Regions from separate parts of the Mus musculus genome. Here regions 1 and 3 are each linked to region 2. A link is a loop called in an ENCODE intact Hi-C map of the cell type or tissue named here. Cell type or tissue: left cerebral cortex. All regions are shown on one strand.

What was found. Hi-C counts contacts between places; a loop is a spot of excess contacts. Peaks named below come from ENCODE experiments on the same cell type or tissue, not always from the same donor. Only the 100,000 strongest peaks of a DNase experiment are listed, where the experiment ranks them.
Region 1: it touches region 2 in a loop (1.9-fold over the local background); 12 of 42 quality-filtered maps call a loop at or near these places.
Region 3: a loop joins it to region 2, with 3 times the contacts of the local background. A loop is called at or near these places in 5 of 42 quality-filtered maps.

The regions. Positions count from the first base shown.
Region 1 is chr5:24,526,865-24,534,864 of GRCm38, reverse strand. It overlaps Asb10 (ankyrin repeat and SOCS box-containing 10), which reads left to right. Exons shown (of 6, transcript NM_080444.5): 4 at 645-758; 5 at 1,026-1,211; 6 at 1,354-2,168. The coding sequence ends at 1,211. Among named protein-coding and RNA genes, the nearest start is that of Gbx1, 4.0 kb to the right of the region's middle. In left cerebral cortex, CTCF peaks have their summits at 401 (motif pointing left), 4,615 (motif pointing right) and 7,659 (motif pointing left); a DNase peak (open chromatin) is centred at 4,631; H3K4me3 peaks cover 472 bases.
Region 2 is chr5:24,594,121-24,602,120 of GRCm38, reverse strand. Smarcd3 (SWI/SNF related, matrix associated, actin dependent regulator of chromatin, subfamily d, member 3) reads left to right here and starts at 119. Exons shown (of 13, transcript NM_025891.3): 1 at 119-340; 2 at 3,318-3,529; 3 at 5,272-5,314; 4 at 6,047-6,169; 5 at 6,276-6,398; 6 at 6,636-6,731; 7 at 6,877-6,978; 8 at 7,128-7,289. The coding sequence starts at 263. It also overlaps a transcript of Chpf2 not described here. In left cerebral cortex, CTCF peaks have their summits at 3,360 (motif pointing right), 4,518 (motif pointing right) and 6,219 (motif pointing right); DNase peaks (open chromatin) are centred at 4,069, 4,538, 5,196, 6,057 and 3 more places; H3K4me3 peaks cover 3,001 bases; H3K27ac peaks cover 3,462 bases.
Region 3 is chr5:24,481,882-24,489,881 of GRCm38, reverse strand. Agap3 (ArfGAP with GTPase domain, ankyrin repeat and PH domain 3) reads right to left here. Exons shown (of 18, transcript NM_139153.2): 9 at 6,449-6,541; 10 at 1,989-2,093. Among named protein-coding and RNA genes, the nearest start is that of Agap3, 34 kb to the right of the region's middle. In left cerebral cortex, CTCF peaks have their summits at 3,597 (motif pointing right) and 6,309; DNase peaks (open chromatin) are centred at 659, 3,618, 4,646 and 6,305; H3K27ac peaks cover 1,429 bases.

The DNA.
Region 1 (8,000 bases), 67 kb after region 2:
CAAGCCTTCCCCTACCAGTGTAGAAGCCTAGAGCTAGAGAGAGGTGCTGTTGGCGAGGTGTTTCCTTCTGGAAGCTGTGCCCCACACTTCTTTCCCGCTTTGGTGATTCCCTGGTGCCTTGGCTTGTACCTAGGGAATCACTTTGACATTCTTGTGGGGATGCTTTGCTTTGACAGGACCCAGACTTGAGATGTATCTAAGGATGGCCTTGAACTTTGATCTTCCTGTTTTCTGCTCTTCATGACTGGGACTATGCGCATTCCATCTGACTTATATGGCACTGGAGGTTGACCCTGGGTACCAGAGGAACATAGCAATGTGGGTGCTGGGACTCAAAACCATCTTATAACCATCTCTAATTCCAGTTCCAGGGAATCGAACGCCCTCTTCTGGACTCCATGGGCACTGCACATATGTGGTGCACAGACATACATAACAAGCAAACTCTCATATACATAAATAAATTTAAATTTAAAAAATCTTTAAAAATACAAACAGAATCGAGTAAATAAAGCCTCGTTTTCAAATGAGGTCTCATACATATCAGCTGTTGGGTCTGCAGCACATTTTGGGGGAGAACGCTGCCACTCCAGTCACCCCACATGGCCTGTCAGGATTCCCTAACAAATCTCTTCCTCTTGCAGGTGCTGGATCGCTGGTGCATGTCCCCACGGACCATCGAGGTCCTGATGAATACATACCGTGTAGTTCAGCTTCCTGAGGAGGCCAAGGGCTTGGTGCCACCAGAGATTCTACAGGTCTGCGTCCAGGACCCTGAGCACATCACTCAGCTTGTCCCTGAGAGACAATGTTCCTTGTGGGGCAGCCATGACAGTCCTCTATAGAAATTACTCAACAGCTCACTCCTATCTAGAAAAATACACCTTCCGTGTGAGTTCTGAAAGTTTGTGTGAGGTTCTTAGACATGCTCCCAGTCGTTACCTTCCTGGCCCTGTTAGGAGAAGTGGGTGGCGGTGGCGGCTTCCCAAGACTGTCCTCACTGAGTCTTCTCCTCCGGTGTCCAGAAGTACCATGGATTCTACTCTTCCCTCTTTGCCTTGGTGAGGCAGCCCAGGTCGCTGCAGCATCTCTGCCGTTGTGCGCTCCGCAGTCACCTGGAGGGCTGTCTGCCCCATGCACTACCGCGCCTTCCCCTGCCACCGCGCATGCTCCGCTTTCTGCAGCTGGACTTTGAGGATCTGCTCTACTAGGTGAGCTCTGGTTTCTGGAGGCAGCCACTGTGCTGGGGGGGGGGGGTGGTAGCAGGAGGCAGGAGGGTTGGAGGATGGTTCTGGCCTGAACCAGCTGCTTCCACAGCCACAAGAGTTCCTCAGTGCCTGTCTTTCCTTCCAGGCTTGCTGCCCTGTGAACAAAGCAGACCCCACCCCCACCCCAAGGGCATCTCTCAGCAATGAATGATGCAAGGCGGTCTGTCTTCAAGTCAGGAGTGGACGCCTTGATCCACACTTGAGAGAAGAGGCCAGATCAGCACCCGGCTGGTAGTGATGCAGAGGGCACCTGTGCAGATCTGTGTGCGCACTGGAAATCTCTAGGCTGAAGCCCAGAGCAATGGTGCAGGTGTTAGTCCTTGGGAGGCAGAGACAGGAGGGTGGAGAGAGGCAGAGACAGGAGGGTGGAGAGTGGCCACATTGTGCTATGTGGTGAGAATTTGTCTTAAAAAAAAAAAAAAGTCTACAGTTTGTGTGATTTGGTACTGTCTCCAGCAAGCCTCCATCTGCCTGGATGTGACTCCCTCACACAGAATCAGGGTAGGTTAGGCCTTGTGCAAGCTGCCTCACTGCTCCCTTCAGTACTCAGTAACAGGTCCCAGGCCAACCTGCCTCCTCTCCTCACATGCAGTGGTTAATAGCCTCTAGAGTGAGAACTTGTCAGAACAGGTGGCCTGAAGGGTGGGTGGGCAAGACAGAGGTGTGTGTAAAGAGAAGCTGGTGGTCAGGGGCTGGAGATGGGAAAGCCCCTGGGACAGGGTTCACAGATGTGGAAGACAAAGTAACCCCCGGCTTGGATGAGGATGGGGCCCTCTGCATGGTTAAGAAAACAACCATTTCTCCACTGCTCATGCCACCTATAGGTCTGGAAGCATCACTCAGTGCACATCTGGCTCTTGTTCTTTTTAATCTGCTTTATTAAATTTTCTATGTAAGTGTGTTTTACCTGAATAGATGTGTGTGCATACTGTCATGCCTGGTGCCCTTGGAGGCCAGAAGAGAGAATAGAATCTCCTGGAACAAGAGTTAAAGATGGTTGTAAGCTGCCATGCCGGAGCTGGGAACTGAACCTAGGTCCTTAGAAAGAGCAGCCAGTGCTCTTGACTTCTGAACCATCATTTATTTCAGTTCCTTTAACCCGCTTCTTTAAATGTAGCTTTGTGATGGCAGGAGCGTGGAGCTGTCACCAGATCTGAGTTTTACCCTCAGCTTTACCATTAGCTAGGTGTGGAACAAAAATTTCCTCCCTAGACTCAAGTTTCCTTGTCTGTAAAAGGATAGAGCTGGAGCAGCGTTGCTCACACTGCTGTACCAGGATCCTACAAGCTGGAGGCCGCAGCAGCCAGCGGTGGGCTGGGGGGGCGGCAGAGCACCAAGTAAGTGGGTTGGGGGTTGTGATGTCAAGGGTCCCTGGACCCAAGTTTCCAGGATTCAGAGCACTTTTCAGCCAGCTAGAGGCAGCCAGACTATGTGGGGTGGGGTTTCGGGGGGCAGCTAGAAGGCCATAGAGCCAAGTGGACTGGAGGTGGGTAGACTGGCCTCCGAACTTGGCTTTACCATAACTTTGGACAGACCGGCTTGGGTTTCAAGTGCAAGGACTGGCAAGAGGACTCTGGTACGACCAGAGGCCCAGTTTTGTTTTGTTTTTTTTTTTTCACCCTTAGCCATGGAAAAGCCAGCTGTCTGGTCCCTGTAGGCCTGCACCTTGCAAGGATAAAGGTTGGGGTCAGAAGATCCTGAAGTACAGGGAACCCATCGCAGATGCTTCGCCATCCTGGGCGCGTCTCTCTGGAGATGCTGTCTCAGCCCTGGGGTGAGGAGTTCTGAAGGATGTCCCATATTCATTTATTTGTCCATACTTGCCTCCTGTGCTCTAGGCTAGGCAAGCACAGGGCTGCGAGGGACACCCTCTGTCCCCCACTACTCTGCTGAAGACACTAGGCACACAAGAAAAGGTTGTAGACGCAGTAGTAGACGCAGAGACAGATGCAAACAGTGATTCAACAGCAACACAGAATGATTTTGGATTCGATGATGGGGAAATCTCTTTGGGAAGGTTGGCATTTAACCTGAGACCTGGATGACAGGGCAGGGCCAGCATGTAAGGAGAATGGGAGGAGAGGTGGAAGAGTAATTGGGCCATTGTCCCTCAGGCTGCCTAGATGCAAGCGACTGCATGGAGGAGGAGGAGGAGGAGGAGGAGGAGCATAGAGAATCCACAAGGTCGGTTGGAGGCTACAGCAGCCATCCTGAGATGAGAGAGATATGGGTATGGGGGGGACTAACCTTGGAATTTTTTGGGTCCACAGAGTACTTGCTGGTGGACATGCCAGATCCACCCAAGGTACCTCACAGGTTTTTTTTTTGCTTGAACAACGAGGTGGGTGGAGGTAGTAATTACTAAGGTAAGGGAGCTGGAGAGGTCTGTGTTAGCCAAATTAACCTGTCAGATATGTCCAAGAAGGCGTGTTCAAAGGCCAGACGGACCAATAAGATTGAAGTGCATGAATTTGAAACTGTTTCAAGAGGACGGACCCTATTGCCTGGGGCGCAACTTTCTATGCATCCTGTTTATGGGTTCTGCGTATGCTTCTGTTTTCTCCCTTCCACACAGTTCATTTTGTGCTCCCTGATCGCCGGGATTAAGGTAGCAAATAAAGGCTGTGAGACACGGTCCTGCCCTCAGAGAATTATCAATACAGCCATGGGGCTATTGCAGAACACAACACACGTGAGCTGGTTAGAATACAAAGAGCGAGAGAGTGCCTGAGAAGGCTTCCCAAAGGAGTTGACACCTCAAAGGCACCATATCTGGGGAATATTGGGTGTGGGACTTTTTTTCGAGAAGCCAAGAAGGGAAGACAAGGAAGGTGGTACGATGGGTGTCTACGTTCATGCCTTGCCCCTTAAGGAAGCAGCATTAGAAAGGTCCTTCCTGGGGTTAGACAATTCAGACACTTGCAAGCCAGGGAGCTTCCTCCCCAGCCTCCTGGCTGATGGTCCCGCGGGCCCAGAACCTCTCCCTGGTAATTGCTTTCCATAATGTGTTTGCTCCAAACCAATTTCACGCCTCCGTGAGGACTCCGCCCTGCACTGGAGGCGCGGACCTCCCTACTACCAACCTACGCGCCTGTGAACGGGTGGGCTCACACATACCACACTCATTCAACACAACTAATACACCGAGTTTGATAATCCTGTCACAATAAAGTTGCACATGCCTACATGCATGCACACTAGACTTCAAGACATTCCTGTACAATCCCCACGCCGAACCTCTCACAGTGGAGTAAGAAGCACTCTGAAGCTTGGACCTCTTGCCTGATTCCAGTTCCTCGGCCCTTGGCACCTCTCCCGACTAACGCCAGGGGGAGCTGCGGCACTCCATGCCTCCCTCGCGTAACTGTAGTTGCGTTCTAGTGCCACCAGAGGGTACCCGCGGACAGAAGCCGAAGAGGCCCACAGTGGGAGGATACTCCAGCCTGAATCAGAGACGTGGACCTGTTGGCTTTAGAACACTTTGCTCATTCTTTGTGGCTAGGTGTAACTGCCAGCACATGAAGGAGAGACCAGAAGATGAGGCCTGACATAGGACCAAGCAAAAAGGGTAGATCAAATCATTTTTCCAGTTATAGAGGTGCATGCCTATGGGGGGAATCTCATATGGTTTGAAACCTGTCTGGTTTACTGGTCTATATACAAGAACTAGGCCAGCCAGGCCACATAGTGAGGCTCTGTTCTTTTTCTTTTTTTCTTTAAGGGTGGAACCATCACTCTATCTCCCTGGCTCCATTTTAGGAAAGACCGGGTACTAGATATTCAGGGATTCGGTAACAAAGTAACAAGATTTCTGCTTCTTCAGATGTGATGGGTTTGAGGGTAATGGCATCTGTCCTTGGTCCTAAAGTGCTGCTGACAGGGAGGTGGGTCCCTTCTGATTGGGCAGGTATTCCCTTCCTTTGTTCCCTGCAGTAGAATTCATTTAGAAGGAGGCAGCCTCTTATTCACGAAAGCCTTACTCCTTAATTAGTCAGAGTAGATAATATGCTTCCTCTCTCAAACACAGAGGAGTCAAACAGAGGCCATGGCCGTGCGGCTCGGCTCAGAGAGGACCAGGACTTCTTCGAACTCTTTTTTAATCCCAACAATACCCCCCCCCTCCATTTACAGTGAGGTCTGAGTTTCACCACAAATGAAAGGGCAGGGAAAGTGGGCTGCAGCAGTCACCCTCCCCTCCCCCACCCCCAACACATGATACTAGCTACTGAATATCAAAGACGGAAACAAGCATGCTTATGACCCCAGAAGTGCAAGGGGTGGATTGAAGATATAAATGGGTTACAGAACTCAGTATCTGTCACACACGTGTGAGTGGGTTGCATGCTGGGATTTATTGGTACCAAAATATAGCCCCCCCCCCACCTCTTTGCCAGCTTGAGCAGAGCCTACTGCTCTGAGGATTAGTGCTAGACATACACTCTTGGCTTGAAGTCGATGACATACATTTTTGAGATCAGAAGGGCTTTACCCTTGAGACCCTGAGAGTGCACGATCCATTCTGTGCCGCAGAGAATGGTAGACGTGTTTAAGTGTGTGTGTACTACCAGTACTTTAGGACAGAGATATTTCAACATATATCCTTTTGAGCTTTTGAAATTTTGTTCCAAGTGATGTTATTACCTATGCAAAAAATGAATGCAATTACTTTTAAAAATGGCTCTTCTCCGTGTGTTATTTGATTGGTGCGGAAGCTGTTCATACAGCTTTAATTGCAGTAATTGTAGCTCAAAGTTCCCTCCATAATTCATCAAGTCAATAAGCCTCTATTACATATCCAACACTGTAAAGCCATCAAATCGAGAGCTTGACCTCTCCTTTCTTAAGTACAATACACTTTTGAAGTCTGGTCTTCACCATCAGTACAGGGAAGGCTTGGCTAACTTAACAAAGCTTGCTTAGAAGACTATCTTTAGCCAAAGATGAGCTCTAGTTGTTTATTTGAGCTGCAGTTCCCAGACCTTAGCTAAAGCACCCGAGTTTTCTCTAAGGCGGCATCTCCCCAGCCTGTCTCTGTGTTCATTGGGAGAATGTAGAGTCCAAAGCATATCAGGACTGTGCAGCCTTGACACCATCTTCTTTTCACTTCTCTGATGAATTCAGAAAGCAAGACCTCCCTCCTCTCCTCCCATTCAGAGGGTCTCACTGTGTACCCCAGGGTGGCCTGGTCCCAGGTTCAGACTGGCCTAGAACTCCCTAGGTAGCTGAAGATGACCTTAAATTTCTGATCTTCCTGCTTCTGAATATCAGCAAGAGTTACCACAAAACCAGTTCAAGCCTTATCTTACTTAATCCTGCCTTAGTGCTACCCTGCTGACATCACTGTGACAATAGCTCTGCTCATTAGCTAATAAAATACTTCTGCTTGGGACAAATGTCAGAGACCCAGCAGTCCCTTCAGCCCAGCTCTGTCCTCTTTGGGAGCTCAGTAGGTTTTCCTCTATATCTAAATAGGACCACTCGCACGCCTAAACTACATCCTGTTGAATTTGTCTGGCTTTGCTATTGCTCCTTTAGACTGTGAGGCTCTTCCTGACCGCACCTGAATAGTTCCCTAGTCCAAAGGCTGCACTTTTGCTGGACAGGCTTGCTCTCCATTTGCAACTTTGAGCCTCTCTTCTTGCTTGTCTTGTTCTCACTCTCTGACCTGAGGTGCTTATGCAGCCAAAAGCCAATGACTTTTGCCTCTAGAACGACAAGTCTGTTGCTGGGAATCAGAGGAGGGGGACAGTCAAGGCGGAATGGGGGAGGTGAGCAGAGTCATCTGCAATTAGCAGATAATTAGCGCTGCTGACCCTTGGGGCTCATCAGCGCTCCTAGGGCCAGCCCCCAGCAATCAGCCAGGGCAGGTCGAGAGTGTCAGGCCCGAGAATGAATAGGGCTCATCAGACGCGCTGGAGCCAGGGAGCCAATCAGGGAAATTAATGGGGAGAGAGAGAGAGAGAGAGAGAGAGAGAGAGAGAGAGAGAGAGAGAGAGAGAGAGAGAGAGAGAGAGAGAGAGAGAGCAGGGAATGAGAAAATAGACTGGGATAGAGAATCAAAAAGAGAGGAATAGGAATTTTAAAGGCGGCTAAAAGAGAGGAAAGTGAGAGGAAGAAAAAGAATGGAAAGGGTGGGAGAGAGGTGGATGGGGAAAGGTGAAGGAGGGGGAAGGGTAAGTACTTGGCCCTGTGTGGGCACCCAGGAATTCCCGCATAAGCGAGAAGTTGGAGATGGAGGAGAAATGAGGGAGAGGGAGCGAGAGCCAGAGCTTAGAGAACCGAGTCCCAGGCAGAGAGTGCGAAGGCACTGGGAAGACAGTAGGAAAGCGGTCGCCCACGAGTGGCCCCGGGCGCGCACGGGGCCCTGGGCGGAGAGCGCGCCCCCTGCTGCCCCGCGCCGCATCGGGGCTCCTAGGGATCGCCACTCGGTGCGCCCCGAGTCGCTCCTGGCGTCCTGCGCACCCCCGCCCCGCCCTGCCGCGCTCCTCTCGCCCTTCGAGCCGCGCCGAGCCCGGGCCGCGTGGGCTGAGCCGGGAGCACGTCCGGGCGCGGGGAGAGGACCTAGCCAGCTGCCGCCGCCGCCTCCTCGCCCGCCGCAAACTTTCACAAAGCCGCGGGTCCGGCCTCATCAATCTGCATTAATAATAGTTGGTTGGGCCGCGGGGGGCGGGCGGGGTCCCGGGCCGGCCGGGCCACTGAAAAGGCGCGGGGCGCGGGGCGCGGGAGCCGGGA
Region 2 (8,000 bases):
CCGGGCCGCCGGACTATTTCTGTCTTATCAGTGCAGGAATGCGGCAGCCGCGGCGGCGGCGGCGGCGGGCGGGCGGCGGCGGCGGCGTGGGCCGTGGGCCGTCAGGGCAGCCCTGAAGGGGCCCCCTCCCCACTCCGCTCGAGTAGAAGTGTGAGAGAGCCCAGCAGGACTCAGAGGGGAGAGTTGGAGGAAAAAAAAGGCAGAAAAGGGAAAGAAAGAGGAAGAGAGAGAGAGAGTGAGAGGAGCCGCTGAGCCCACCCCGATGGCCGCGGACGAAGTTGCCGGAGGGGCGCGCAAAGCCACGAAAAGCAAACTTTTTGAGTTTCTGGTCCATGGGGTGGTGAGTGGGGGAAAGTTAGCGGGGGAGGGTGAGCGAGCTGGCTCGGGCTGAATGGAGGGATGATCGGGAGGGGCCGCCGGCGCGCTCCGGCTCTCCCACCCCTTTGGTTGAGGGGCGCACGGTCACGGCCCAACCCTGGGACCTTGCGGGCGCCCTGGCATCCGAACACGTCGCCAAGCGGTCGGCTGGGGATGGGCGCGCGGCGGCCGGGAAGAGAGGCGTCGGCTTGGGTTCTTCTCAGGGGCAAGGGGTGGGATGTGGGCACCGTGCCTCCCCCAAGAGGGGGGTCCCCTCTGTAACTGACATGTCTCACATTCTTTTACTGGTGGGCTCAGGTGTTACCCCTGCCCTGGGGGTGGGGGTGGGGTGGTGACTCGAACACACAGCTAGGGCAGGGCTGCCTGTTGTCCCTGTTCATCCTTTGGGACAGGGTCACTCCGACTAGGTCTGAGCAGCTAGGAGCAGGTGACCTAAGAGCAAAAGCTCTCTGCTGAACAACCTCTGCATCCTAGCAGGAGGGCCTTGAGGACTTGGCCCTGCTGTCAGAGCTGAGAAGGGTCTACTTGTGAGACCTCAAGTTAAGCAGTCAGAAGATCTCCTTGGCAGGCTCAGCCACCAGAAGTTGATGACCTTAACACCTCAAAGGTGTGAAGGAGGGGCAGGAGTTGGGGACATGAGGCCTAGAAACCAAAGGGATAGTACTATACCGTTCTAACACACACACACACACACACTCACACACTCACGAAGACATGTGAGGAGTCTGAGGGTACCCAGGAACCTATTGAGGTGGAGAGCCTGCTGTGAGGAGCTCTAAGCCTGGGCATATGGAGGGAAGAGTCAGTCATATTTACTATGGCCAAATTTGGTTGTGACTCCAGGAAGCACCATTTCAGTGAGAGGCAAGGGCCCCCAGAATCTGACCCTTATGAGGCTGTTACTGATGGCAGGCTCCTGGGGGCCCCTAGAAGCCTTCTTCTCAGGGCCTCATTAGACCCAACAGTATCAGTGGCCTTGATGAATAGGAGAGTGGCTGATAGGGAAGAGGGCTTCTCTGTGGCAGCCTGTTCTCTAGCCATAGGGATCTCTGGGGTATAAATTCCAAGGCAGCCCTATGGGTTAGTGGAGTTACCAATCCTGACCTAGCTGCTTAAGAGTAGTTGCTTTAAAGACTACCATCCAGTGAAGAGGCTCTGCATATGGAATTGAATGTGGTCAACTTGGTAGTTCGGTTCTTGGATGATTAGAGTCCCCTCTATAGTGATGGAGAATGGCTAGGCTTGAGCTTCCACGCTGGTGACATTGGTGCTGTGAGTGACAGAGTCAGGTGGAATGGGGGAGGCAAGTTCAGGGACAGGCCTGTTTGACTATAGAAGAGATGGGCAGAGACAGCTGCTTGGCTCTGGGTGGAGACCTCAGAGGTAAGCAATGTAAGAGGAGAAAGGAAGCCCAGGGTTAGGGTTAGGGCTTCTTAATCCAGGGGGCAAGATGAGAAGGGTGTGTGTGTGCATGGCCTTCTGTAGCCCAGGCTGGCCTCAAATTCACTATATATCAGAGGGTGGTCTTGATTTTCTGCCTTCACCTCAAGATTAGGATTATAAGTATGTGCTATCATGCCAGGCGGTGGTGGCGCACGCCTTTAATCCCAGCACTCGGGAGGCAGAGGCAGGTGGATTTCTGAGTTCAAGGCCAGCCTGGTCTACAGAGTGAGTTCCAGGACAGCCAGGGCTACACAGAGAAACCCTGTCTCAAAAAAAAAAAAAAAAAAAAAAGTATGTGCTATCATGTGCAGTTTATTTGATGCTGGGGATCGAACCCAGAGCACCACATGTATTGCACAAGCCCTTAACCAAGCTACATCCCTAGCCTGAGATGGTAGTGTTTAAATAATAGGGGTTTCATTCCCCTCTCCCTAATACCCTTCCTGGTCTAGGTCCCCAAGCCTCAGCCCCCTTCCTGGGCTTGGACAAGTGAAATCTGAAACACTCCACTTGCATTCACATCTCATCTCTTTTGATTGACTGCCCAGAGCTGGTGGCCAGAGAAAATCAACCTGCCTCATTTCCCTCCAATTTCTACCCTTTCTGGGATATTGTGAGGAATAGGTTGTCTCTGATGTGGGCAGATGGGAGGGGGAAATGGATACTGCTACAGATGCTGCTTCCTTCACATCCCTGCACTGGCAGTCCACTTCTAGTCCCGTTCCCCACTTGCCACTCAAGAAAACCTGGCAGAGTTTGATGACACCAGACCCGCAGGTCCCCTTGCCCAGTCTCTTGTATCATCTTGGGAGAAATAAAATTAAAGAGGCAGGTTAAGTCAGTGGGTGTGGAGACCTGGAGTTAGCTGTACCAGTTATGTTTGAGATTGAGGTGCCAAAAGCAGGGGGCTCCGAAATGGAGATAGGGGCTCAAGTACAAAACACATCAGACCCAGAAGTGGGGTGTGGAAATGGAGAATGAGGGCAGGAGATCAGCCCCTCCCTCACCGCAGCGAAGCAGCGGGGAGCAGGGCCCGCCAGGTGCTGCCTTTGCCAGGAAGAGCAGGGTGACCTTGGTGAGGTCGCTGTTTTCTTTGAGCCCCAGTTGCCCCATCTGTCAAGTGGGGATGAAAAGACCTGCTCTGACTGGCTTGCAGAGAACCGTAAGGATATGAACATCCTTTGAAAGGTTGAAAGGCGCCATTAATATTCATTTTGGGGGTACCTTGCACGGCTCTGAGACTCGGCTATGCTCTGGGCAATTTCCTGGCTTCAGTTAGCTTCATGCAAGGAGACGCTGAGCCCCCTCCTCCAGAGCCGCGCAGATTCCCGCGCCCCCGCCCCTCCCACCAATCACTCCCACTCATCGCTCAGCGCAGGGTTACCAACCCAGGGTCTTGGAGAGGGGCGGGAACGCAGGCACGCTGGCCTGGGGGTCGGGACCGAATCTGACCTGCCGGCGCCTGTTTCTGCTTCACCTCCCGCCCCACCCCCCAGCGCCCCGGGATGCCGTCTGGAGCCCGAATGCCCCACCAGGGGGCGCCCATGGGCCCCCCGGGCTCCCCGTACATGGGCAGCCCCGCGGTACGACCCGGCCTGGCCCCCGCGGGCATGGAGCCCGCCCGCAAGCGAGCAGCGCCCCCGCCCGGGCAGAGCCAGGCACAGGGCCAGGGCCAGCCCGTGCCCACCGCCCCAGCGCGGAGCCGCAGGTGAGTGCCCCCCAAAACTCCGCCCCCCCGCGTGAAAGGGCGTGCAGGGGCGGAAGGCAGAAGCCTCAGGGACCAGGTGGGTGAGTGGTGGGGATGGAAAGCTAAGGAAGGGTGGTAGCAGCGACCAAGTCATTCTAGCTTGGATGTTCTCTGGAGAGGGCTTAGGGGGCACTGGTCTGGTTCTTTTGTGTGCCCACAGTGAAGACAGGCTGCAATAGTCGGCTGCCAGTGTCCCTTCTCTGCACGCACCCTTCATTCCTCTGCTTGTCACCTGATAAATCCTTTCTCCCATCCTGTACCCCAAGTTCTGGGAGATGCTTCAGTCTTTGGGGAGAGGCAAGGCTGGCAATAGACCAAGGGTTGAGTTTTAGCTGTGTGTTTTCTAAAATGTAGTCCTCTGGTACCTCCGGGCCAGTCCCGAGTCCCGGGCTGCGTCAGAGCCCCTCTAGATTTCTGCAGCCCTTATCCTTGGCAGTGGGCATGAAGAGGGCGTTATAACCCCTCTGAGGGAGCAATTCTGCCCCCAAGCCACCGGACCAGCTTATTTCCTCGTCTGAGAAGTTAGTGGCACTCCCATGGTCCCTGCTGGCTCTTGGCAAGAGTTATGCCCCTATGGGCATCGGTATTTAGCCAAACACACATGCTTCCTTTTGCACAACAGATGGGTTCTTATACAAGGTGTAATATCAGTTCTACTTCATTATTAAATAGTTTTTTACGCATCAAGGAAAATCATAGGCATCCCACAGTAAATCCTTTTACAAAGTGAATCATTATCTTGTATAGCAAGTAATTCTTTGATTTTTTTATTTTTTTATGTATAAGTTAAGAGTTTTGTGTGGACAATTTATTTGAAATAAATCAATCCTTTCATGAGAGGCTTATCCAGCCTAAGAATGGTTTTTTTTTTTTTTTTTTTTTTCTTTAATGAGTTGCTTGACTAGGCATAGAGTGGATTTCTGGATAGAGAGGGGGCAGTGAGTGAGAAAGCCACATGGGGGCAGTGTAGAGCTATCTTCTAGGCTATGTGTTCTCTCTTGGTCAGCCAAGAGAGAACATTGCTTTTGAAACAGAAACATCCAATACCAGGTGCTATCTACCCTAGGTTCAGCCACATTGGTTCCAGTGCTAAGTCAAACTCACATAGAACACTCCTGCACACTACCAGGGTTCTTGTGACTGTGGTGTGGCCCTTGGTTGGCAGATGGTCCAAGACCACAAGCGTTTCCTGCCCTTAAACAGTCCCTTCCAAGCCCAGAGCCATTGGAGTGCCAAGTCCCACCACTTCACACCATGGTGGCTCAGGAGCTCCAGGAACCAGGTGGAAGAGTCACCTCTCCCCTCCTTGGAGCTCGGGCTCTCTTGGCAGGAAAGGCTCCTCAGAAGCTATCTTCTCTCTCCTCTGTCTTCCCCGCTTCCAGGCTTTTTGCAAACACTTCTGCAGTCCCCATGTTTTGGCAGCATCTCCTCTTTCACTAGTTCCTCCTAAGTCTGAATTTCTCTGGCTCTGAGGATGTGGCGCGGTATAAGGTGGGGGCAGGGGGTACCGGGCCAGAGAAAGGATCTGCTTTCCAAGGGAAGTACCAGCTCCATGGCCCTGCTGTAGCCCTCAGACAGGCAGACAAGCAGGCTGTGGGAACCCCAGCCAGCGGGCGGAGATGTCGGGATAATTTAGCAGGTGGCCTCGTTACTCCCAGATCTGTCGCCATGGTAACCTGGTTTTTTCTTTAAAAAATGTACAGTGCCAAGAGGAGGAAGATGGCTGACAAAATCCTCCCTCAAAGGGTGAGTTCCTTTCACAGCAGCCCCCAGCCAGCCCCCACCCCTTTGCTCCTCCATCTTCCCCTCCTTCCTTAGGAGCAAAGCTTTGGGCTCAGCATCACAGCCACTTTCACTTTTTGTTTTAAAAGCTCATTAGGAAGTGAGGCTCCCTTTTCGAGAGGGTGGGGCTGGACTGAGGGAGGGAGCTGGAGAGCCACGGAGGGAGGAGGGGCAGATCACAAGGCCTGAGGTTCAGGGGGCGGGATGCCAGTGGTCCAAAGGCATAAAGGACAAAGAAGGGACCAGAAACTGCTGAGTGGAGGGAACAGAAAGTAGCAGGAGAGCCTGGACATGTAAAAGGGACAGCAGGTGTGGAGCTCCTGAGGCAATCTACACCACCTCCCAACTATCTGGGGTACCCAGAATCACTTAGCACTTTTCAGGGACCCAGGGTGTCTGTATGAGTAGGGGGCGATAGGATGAGACTAGGCACTTGCACCTGCTGGGCTGCCAGTCGCTGCTGCTTCCTGGTGATGAGATGCATGAATTGTCCTGGAGGGAGAAGCAATTCTATCCGCACACAATGAGGCTATATAATAAGAGTCCCGGGGACAAGTCCTATCTACACTCTCAGGATTCCACAGCCTGAAATCAATTGGACAGCTCCCTACATGTCCTTTGTGTCCTGAGATCACACAACAGACAAACGTTCTGCAAGATGGTCTGAGGCCTGCTTCCACCTTGTTCCTCCTCCAGATTCGGGAGCTGGTACCCGAGTCCCAGGCTTACATGGACCTCCTAGCATTTGAGAGGAAACTGGATCAAACCATCATGCGGAAGCGGGTGGACATCCAGGAGGCCCTGAAGAGGCCCATGAAGGTGCCTTAGTGTGGCAGTAGGGACAGGCACTGTCCAGTAGGAGGAGGCAGGGGACCCTGGGTCGGAGGACACAGCCCTTGTCCTGTACTACACTTTATTTCCACAGCAAAAGCGAAAGCTGCGCCTTTATATCTCCAATACTTTTAACCCTGCGAAGCCTGATGCGGAAGACTCTGATGGCAGCATTGCCTCCTGGGAGCTGCGGGTGGAGGGGAAGCTCTTGGATGATGTATGTCCTGGTCCAAGCCTCTCCAGGTGTCCTGGTGTGGGTATGGGCTGAGTCAGGGTTAGGACTAAATGTCTGCACTGGGAATTGGGAGTCAGCCCAGGCTGGGGCGGGTGGGCCTGGGGACAGTCTGGGGACAGAGGGCTGCCTCTGAGTATACTACTTGCCTGCTGCCAACTTGGCCCATTCTGTGTCCATGGTCCCTGTTCTGCCCCCACAGTCCCTGTCACTTTCCCACAGCCTAGTAAGCAGAAGAGGAAGTTTTCTTCCTTCTTCAAGAGTTTGGTCATTGAGTTGGACAAAGACCTTTATGGCCCAGACAACCACCTTGTTGAGGTAAGACAGATTGCGTCCGCCCTTGAACCACAACCTCCCTGTCAGCCCTGAAGCAGCTGCAGATTCGGATTGAGGACCATCCGAAAGCCCTAGGCTCTACCAATCCAGATGGGTCTGTGTGTAACTTAGCTCTTCCCCCGGACAGTGGCACCGGACACCCACAACCCAGGAAACAGATGGGTTCCAAGTGAAGAGACCAGGGGACTTGAGTGTGCGCTGCACCCTGCTCCTGATGCTGGACTATCAGGTTGGTTTTACCCCGTGCCTGCATGCCACCCACACCACAGACCCCACTGTCTTCCTACTCACCTTCTCTAGGAGCATACTGCTAAGGACCCTAACCTCCGTGCCCCTGAGCCCTACTTCAATCTCACTTTCCTGGTAACTTTTCCCTAGCCTCCCCAGTTCAAATTGGACCCCCGCTTAGCCCGGCTGCTGGGGTTACACACACAGAGCCGCTCAGCCATTGTCCAGGCACTGTGGCAGTATGTGAAGACCAACAGGCTACAGGACTCCCATGACAAGGAGTACATCAATGGCGACAAGTATTTCCAGCAGGTAACGGATGTCCTTAGCCCCGGGACCTGAGGAGCAGAAGCACCTCCAAAGGTAGCTGTCTCCTCTTTCTGAGTTCCTGGATACCAGGAATGTTCAGGGCTATGGTCCTGGAGCCGAGAGCAGAGTCTTGTCCGGACTCTTCCACAGTCTATTTAGCTGCTCCCCAAGGGAGGTGAATCTGGGCCCCTACTGGTACGGAGGGCATCTGGTGATGGAATCTCCTTGGTACCTGGAGTTGGGAGCCCTGAGGTGCCACCAGTCTTGGTCTAGACTTGGGGTCACTTACTTTGCTATTCTTTCTGCCTCTCGTCTGTCTTTGAAGTGAGGAGTGGTGGATGCTGTGCGGTCACATGTCTGGCAGCTAGGAAAAATGAAATTGATGAAAAAATGACCTGACCTACTAATGTATTTTAAAATAAACACAGTAGATAGATATAAGGAAAAAGAGTAGTTGGTATTTATTGAGCATTTACCATATACCTTCAGACACTTGTTGTACACGGATTCACCTAATTCCCATGACAACCCGTGAAATGGGGCTGTTGATACCCCCATTCTAGAGGTGAAGGGACTAAGACCCAAGGTGCTAAGTAGCTTGCTCACAGAATGTGGCAGACGTAAGGCCCCTGCACTGGCCTCGCGATTAGCCATGCCTGTTTCTCTACCTCCAGCCTGGCTCGCTGCCATCAGCACCCAGGATTCTGACTTGCC
Region 3 (8,000 bases), 110 kb after region 2:
TCTGGGTGCCTGAGGAGTCCAGCTATTGGGTACAATGGCCACAGAATCCCAAGGGGACCTAAAGGGCTAGAAACCAAGAGGCTAGGTGATTATTGGGCTGGCTGTCACCTGCAAGGGCAGCAGGACAGGTCTGGAAGTTCCTGGCCCCCAGGTCCTGTCATAGGGCCCTGAAGCACAAAGCACAAGTATGATGAGAGGAACTCCCAGGATCTCGGACACTCAGTCAGACCTCTGGTGGCTTCCCTAACTTACTCTGTTCTGACTTTTCCAGTCAGTCTCAGAAGTAGATTTTCTTGGCAAACAGTGGCAAATCTGGGTAATGTTGATAATGGATCTACCTTTTGGTTCACTTACCAGCTGGGTAGTAGCTTTAACATCGTTACAGAACCTCCAAGCCACGACTTTTAGCTGTGGCTGTAGAGATAACATTCTCACTATCTTCTCTCTTTTCTGACTTTCCCCAAACCAGAACATAGCCTGATACAACTGACCCCATCCCTCCAGGTTTCCATCCCAGCAAAAGGGATGGACCACCACACTCGGCCATAGGTGCACAGATAGAAAGCCACTGCCGAGGATGTAGGCAGGAGGCTGAAACCACCCACACAAGAGGGAGGCAGCTAGTTTTCAGGTTCCTTGGTCCTGATGCAAACATGCAGAGAACATATGTAGCCGGCCTGGCATACAGAGGGAGACATGACTCAGGAGAGCTGGCAGGGGCTTCTGCGCCTCAGCTTACAGCCCAGTTTCTCCTGAAACCAGGGAAGATACCTCAAATCCCTTCTGAAGAAGACAACCCTGAATCTACTCACACATTTTCCCCCAGCCCTCCCTAGAATGGGGAGGGAGGCCTTACATCTGCAGTGGACACTCTTGGTCTAAGACACCTTCGATCTCTGTAGGCAGGGCCACTTGCCTCCTACTGTCTTTTGAGGACATGGAAGAAGGCTGAGGGCTGTGTGAGAAGGAGGGTGGGTCAAGCTGAGAAGAGAGTCTGCTGGAGTGTGGGTCCTTCTCTGTCTCAGGGCTCACTACTACCCGGCATTCTGGCCCAGGGACTAAGGTCAATCAGTGTTACCCGAGGTAAGGGGAAAGACCAAGACCTGGAGGAGTCAGAAAAGAGGAAGACCAACAGGAAGCCCAGGTCGTGATCTGGCCCGAGTGGAGACCGCCTGAGGCCTGCTCTGCCCGGGCCTATGTCCATGCCAGGTCTTTTGGAGGGTTGTCTGGGTAGGCCTGGTAGGACCAGGTAATGGCCAGGAAATGAAACCCTTGGCACCTGTCAGGCAGGAACTCCCTGACACTGTGTGCAGATTTAAAGATGGGCTAGGGACCCTCTGAGGCTAGCCCAGAGGCTCTGGGCGGGGGCGGGGGTGGGGGTGGGGGGGTGGGGCTGGCCCACGTGCTGTGCTCCAGGGGCTTCACAGGAGAACTCATTAGCCCCACAGTGGGGTGGTGACAGAGATGGATTCTGGTGACAGCTGTGTGCTGGAGCCACGCAGTGAGGGAAGGAGAAGGAAGGAGGGTAGGGAGAGCTGCCACAGGGGCCACATTACAATTCCTGGAATACCCATGTCACCACTGCTGGGGCACAAGCCATGTGTTCTTCAGACCAGAACCTTCTACTCCTCCTTAGGCCAAACTCAATATCCTGGCTCCCTAGCATTGCTGGCCCAGGAGACTAGCGCTCCTCATCACCATGGCTAGCTCCAGACCCTGGATCAGCAACATGCATGTCCTTGGCTACAGAAGTTCAATAGTTACATGAGAAATAGAGCCTGGCTGGCAAGGGCAGGGCAGGCTGGCCATGACAGCCCAGCAGCACCAGCTAAGCATAGCTGGTGGGGAGCTTGCTCTGCTGGAAAGGCAAACATCAGTTCATATGCCCTTTCCAAACTACTAAAGTATGGTGCATTTTCAAAAGAAACCCCCAGAGATCACCAGGAGTCCTCTGTCACAGTCCCTCATCCCCACCCTTCTGGACTCACGTGCAGGCTAGGGTGGTAAGTAAGCAACCCGTTGTCACACAGCGTCACATACTTCTTCTTCCACTCCTTGTTCAAGGATTTGCCGCTTCTTTTCAGCAGGATCCCCTAAGAAGAAAGGCACAGTTACAGACCAGGAGTCAGCCTGGGGGTCGCTGTGTCCCAGGGGCAGGGTTCCAACCAGAGGCCAGCTAAAAGGCCTTTCTGTGCTGATGCCTGGGACTTGAGCAGAGCCCAGGAGCCAGCCCAGCACAGGAAAGTCATGATGTGACCAGGTCTCCTCACCCTGCTTCCTGCTGAAAGCTCTGCATCTGGGCAGAGGGGTTAAGGGCCTGCAGTGCATTGAGTAGAGCAGGAGGCCACATCTTCTCACTGGCCACTCAGCAGGAAGCAGTTTGAGCCACTATTAAGCTAGAAGGCTGTACAAGAGAGAAGGACAACTGGTAGAGGATTCTAGTTTCCTCCCACCTGAGGGAGCTCAAGGCAGAAAAATCCCATCCCAACAACGCTCCAGACCTTATGCGAGGCACCAAGAAGTCCAAGTCCCCCATTCAGCCACCAAACTGCCCATGCAAGCCAATGAGATGTCTCTTGTCCCCCAGTGCCCCTGTTTGGCCTATCAGCTCTCTACCACCGAGCTATATCCCCAGTTTTCTCTTTATAACAGCCTCTGCCAAACTGCCTAAACTGGCTTTAAACTCTCGATAGTCCAGGTGAGCCTAGAACCGATTATCCTCCTGCATCAGCCTCCCGAGTAGCTGAGATTGCAAGCCTATACCACAAGAGCTAGCATGATGTGTTCTTCGAGTGTTAGGTCCAACAGGCAAGGACAGGAGCGGGGCCTATGAGCACAACATTATCTGTGTGGGCTCTGTTAACTCTCAGTACCCAGCAGAGTCAGCACCTGGCCAGAACAGATGCCCACAAGTGTCTGTTGGAAGAACTGGAAAAAGTGCCAAGACTGTGCTGCGTGGCTGTCAAGAGATGAAGGCAGGACGGAGAACCTGATTGGCAATACCTCCCTCAGCCTTCCTTCCTTCCCTCTGGGAGAAACCAACTCCTCTATTGTGCCTTAGAGATGTCTTCTGAATTACTCCAAGATCACAGGCAGACAGGCGGGAACCTGAGTACTACACATGGAACTATGGTGGCTGGTCCCTCAAAGCCACCAACTCAGTCTAGGCAGGAAGAGGCATGTGGTCCTAGTTACAAACTGGGACTTGGTGGGAGGAGTTCTGACAGACAATGCTGAGACAGGAGAAAGGTATAGTCTGGGCTGTCCATGGGGTGGTAAAGGGTGATAATGCCCATATGTGGAGGCAAAAGCAGGCCCTGCCCTCAGCCAGTCAGTAAAAATGGCCATGGAGGAATGCCAATGAGCAGCCAAGTATCAGATTCAGCCATACACTTCCCTTGGGTCCTTCTTGACCTAGTGGATGGTGTGAAAACATGTGATTAAGGGGTGGGAATGGTGACACATGCCTGGAGCCTGAGGGCTTGAGAGACTGAGGCAGAAGGCAAGTTAAAGGCCAGCGGGTGGGTGGGCCGGCCAGCCAGCCAGCCAAGATTACATAAAAGACAATTAAGGACTTACAAGTGATCTCACCCCTGGCCACTAGGGGGCGAACGGGCGCTGAGGAAGAGTGCTCAACCAGGGAAGCGTGAGCAGCTTCAGTTTCCAGCTCCCACTTTTTGATATGTCCATATCCTTGATAAGTCCCCTCCTCCCTCCTCTTTTCCCACCCCCGAGAAACAGATGTCATTTCAGTAGATGCAGTAACACGTGGAGCATCCAGGACATCTCCTGCTTCCTGATGATGAGACGTTGCCTTCAAACAGAGGTTCTGAATGAAGACAGCCTGGGATTGTTCTTTTACAAAAAAGCCACCAGTGCCCCAGTTAAATAGTCTGTGAAGGGCCCTGAGAAGATTGCCTGGTGCCCTGTCTGTGGCCATAGTGTTCCTGGCACAGGCAAGCTGTAGAAGCAGAAGGGAGCCAAGCCACTCCTTCTCCCTGATTCTTAGCAATGGCATCCAAGGGCAAGTGACCTCTGAGGACAGACCACCATTAAGAAGAGGAGGGAAGAAGCCAAGTGAAACGGTAGGCTGCAGAATCTCCTTGGAAACCCAGCGGGCTTCACAACTTTCTTGATGTTGGTCATCAAGAGGTCTTCCTCTCACTCCGCCAGCTCCAGAACCCTCACACCTGAACCCTCTTGTCACCAATGGTAGGCATTGCCTCTAAGCCCTGGCCCGGCTCCCCTTCATGCCACCAGCTGGCTAGGTACATCGAAAAAACTTCAGTCTGTCTGGACCAGAGCTGCCTGAAGACCACCGGATCTACCCAGGTACTCCTCCAACTAGTTAGAGGGTCAGAAGTCAGTCTGCTGCAGAGGCAGCTCAGGAGCGAAGCCCTTTCTGCCCGACAAAACACCTAGCTTTCCTTGTCTTAATGAGGTTCGTTAGCAAGGGGTGTAGGCGGGGCGCCAAAGAGCTCGCCAGCAGGCTAGAGGGCGGCAGAGCGACCCTGGCCGCCAACCCTCTGCCCAGTCTTGCTGCACCCACCCTCCAACCCGGGTTCCAAGAAGGAGAGAAGCTGCGGGGTTCCCGCTCCCTCCCTGGCCGGCCGGCTGCGCACCGTGGAGCAGGAAGCAATCTGGGGCGGAATGGGAGCGGTGCGGAGGCGACAGCCCCCAGAGGACCCGTTCCCGCCGCCGCCTCCCTCCCAGCTCCGCCAGCCGACTTAATTGCGGAGTCCGGATTGATTGGGAATGCAAATGGCAACTGAAAAGCAATCTCCACTCCCAGCAGGAGCTAGGGGGAGGGGAAGGTACAGAAAAGGGGAGCACAGGACAAGGGGGCGGGAAAGGGGAGGAGCCACGAATGTGGCACAGAGATACCTAATGGGCGGCTGAGGTCAGTAAAAGTCTTCTGCTCCTCAACCTTCATGGGCAGAGCCTCCCTACTGAGCAGCACCCACCCCCACCCCGCCCCCAGGTGGACAAATGCAATCTCCAGCCCAGAGCCTTAACCTAGGAAGAGCCTTCCTGAGACACTCAGGGCATCTGACACCCAAGCAACCACCAGACTTCCAGGCACCAGTTGACAGGGCACTCTTTCCCCTTCATTCTTGCAGGTGGAGGACTCAGAGAACAACTGATCCAGTCCCCACCCCCACCCTGCTATTGCAACCCCCAGACAGGAAAGCCAGTGGGAGCAGGAGGCAAGCAAGTACTCTCAATCACTCAACAAACGTGTCTGGGTGGGTATAACCACAGTACCAACACTCTGAAGGCACTGCCATCCTCACCCCCACCTCCACTCAGGCTGAGTCCACAGTGCACCAGCAATTGAAGGCCCTGGCCTCCTGGAATCACACTGACACACAGAGGGGCAGGAAGCAGAGGACTTTCACTGCAGCCATTCTGTGCTCTCAGCCTGTTCAGGTGACTTCCCTCCCAGAGACTGTCCCAGTTGGAATGGTCCCTGGCAGACATAAATTCAATCAACAGAGGGATGAAGAAGACAAGGAGACAGGAGAAAGAAGTGGGCGTGCACGTGGCTCCCTGGCCTACACTCTAAGCCCTCATTAGCTTATGAGATCTTCTGGAAGAGTAGCCAGTGCTCTTAACTGGGCCACCTCTCTACCTTCCTGCCACAATTGTTTCTTCTGTTTTGACCAGGTGTGCTTCACTCTATCTGCTGCAAATGAAAGCTGCTTTCATTAGGGTGAGATGTACTTACCAAGAAAGCATGTGTGCGCTAGTGTGTGTGTATGTGTGTGTACGTGTGTGTGCACGTGCGTGCCGTATGTGTGTGTATGTGTACGTGTGTTCATGTGTGTATATGTGTGTGCACGTGTGCATGTGTGGTATGTGTGTGTGTATACGTGTGCATGTGTGTGTGTGCAACAGTAATTGGGAATCAGTGAATAAGAGAAAAGAGAAAGAACAGAGATGCTTGCAGTGGTGGTCTGCATCAGTAAACCCCAGACATGAGCATTCCTCCATGCTGCCTTTTACTCAGGCTCTCTTTGGCTTGGTTTGTGTTTCTGAGACAGTCTTGCTATGCTGTGGAGCCTGACCCCGGATTCCTTAAACAACCCAAGGTAGCTCAAATTATACATACTCCTGCTCTGCCTCCAAAGTCCTGGACCTGCAGACACGTTCCACCATACCCAGCCCCTACGTTACCGCCCCCACCCCCACCCCCAAGTCTTTTCCTTAGCTCAGAGTCCAGGAGGCTCCCTCTCCAGGTTGCACCAGCGAACCATCAGGTCCGGAAGCCAACTGAAGGCCGCAGGTGGCTCTCTGCTGCTCTCCAGTGGTAAGGAAGAGGGAAGGCAGCTGTCTGGGGACCAGGTTCTTGGGCCTCACGCTTCAGACCAGGAGGATCACCAGTCCCTTGGTAAACAGTAGGCCTAGGATCCTGGCCCCGGGAAGAAGGCTCCTGTCCTGGGCTAACCTGCTTGATGGGGATGGCCCGGCCACTCCCGATGCTGTCCACTCTGCACTCCGCAGCTTTCTTCTCCCTGTCCAGGTCAGCACCTTTTCGAGACTGAAAGAGAAAAGAACAAACACGTTAGAGGTCTGGGGCCTCTCTGGCGAGTCCTGCCCGCCTGTCGTTCTCCACCCTCCCGTTTTCCTCCCTCTCCTGGGCAGTCCTAACTCTGGGTTTGGCCTGGACGGCGGGTCGGGAAGGAACCAAGACACGAGTATTCCAATGGGTTTATTCTTACACACGGCACCATACAGAGCAGCACAGGTCACTGAGCCAGGCCCGCCCCTCACAAAGAGCAAGGACACAAAATACGGAGGGCGCAATGAGTGTGCAGCCCAGGGCCTGGAGTTTGTTAAGTGAAGGGAGGGGTGAGGAGAGGTGGCCCGGTGGGGCTGAGGGCTGGCCAGGAGCACAGGGCACGACAACCAGGGAGAGCAAAGTCCGGAAGTGAGCGGGCAGGTGCTCTTTGCGGCACAGACACCACACGGCACCGAGCATGTCGGTGTGGCCCGAGGGGCACAGTGGATGGAGAGAGAGAGGAGAGAGGCCAGAAGAGGGCCTGCACCCTGCCAAGCTCCTGGGGCAGAGTCCACCCAAATGCGGATCCTAGGAAACAGGGGGGAGGGGCCAAAAAGAGGGGGCAAGGCAAGCGCGGTGGCGGCGGCTTCCGGAGCAGGAGCAGGAACGGCAGAAGTCCATGCAGGAAGGAGCAGAGGAGGGGAGGGGCAGGAAAGCTCCCCCCAGGAGCAGCTGGGCCAGCGGGCTTGAGTGCCCCCGCCCCTCTGGGCCTCTTCGCTTTGGCCGGCCGGCGTGGGCCGAGCTCCCTTCTTCTCCATTCAGCGAGCCTGGCGCAGCATCCAGCCGGGCCTGGTCCCCCGGCAGCCCCCAGCGCGGGCTCCGGCGTTCCTAGCCTTCCCTGGGGGTAGGGTTAGTTACAAAGGTTCCTGTGGGTCTCTGGAGCGGGGAGCTCGGCGGCCGCTTCTCATCTGAGAGCAGTCCCAGGGCCCGGCCCGCCTCCGGCCCGCACAGGGGGAATGTCCAGAGGTGCTGTGTATCACCACCTGGTCTTCTAATTTGGAAGGAGTTGGAAAGGCCTTTTTGTTGATGAAAAGTTGGAAACAGTGGCACATATCTGCAAATATCGAAAGAATAAAGATTTTGGCAAGTTATACTTAAGCCCCGCAAAAGTCGGTCAGCACTGGTGAGGGCAGAGACCCAGGCGCCTGGGGAGAGGCGGTAGCGGGATGAAGAGGAGGATGTGAGGAGGAGGAGGAGGAGGAGGAGGAGGAGGAGGAGGAGGAGGAGGAGGAGGAAAGGAGGGGAGGAGGAAGAGGAGGAGGTGGAAAAGGAGGAGGAGGAGGAGGAGGAGGAGGAGGAGGAGGAGGAGGAGGCAGCCGCCAACTGCTGGGCATTTGTGGCCCAGCAGTCCATGTGAGCAGGGAATGTTCACCACTCTGCTGCCCAGGCCCCATCCCTCCTGTATTCCCAGGCAGTCTGGAGCACAGGTCGGGACAAA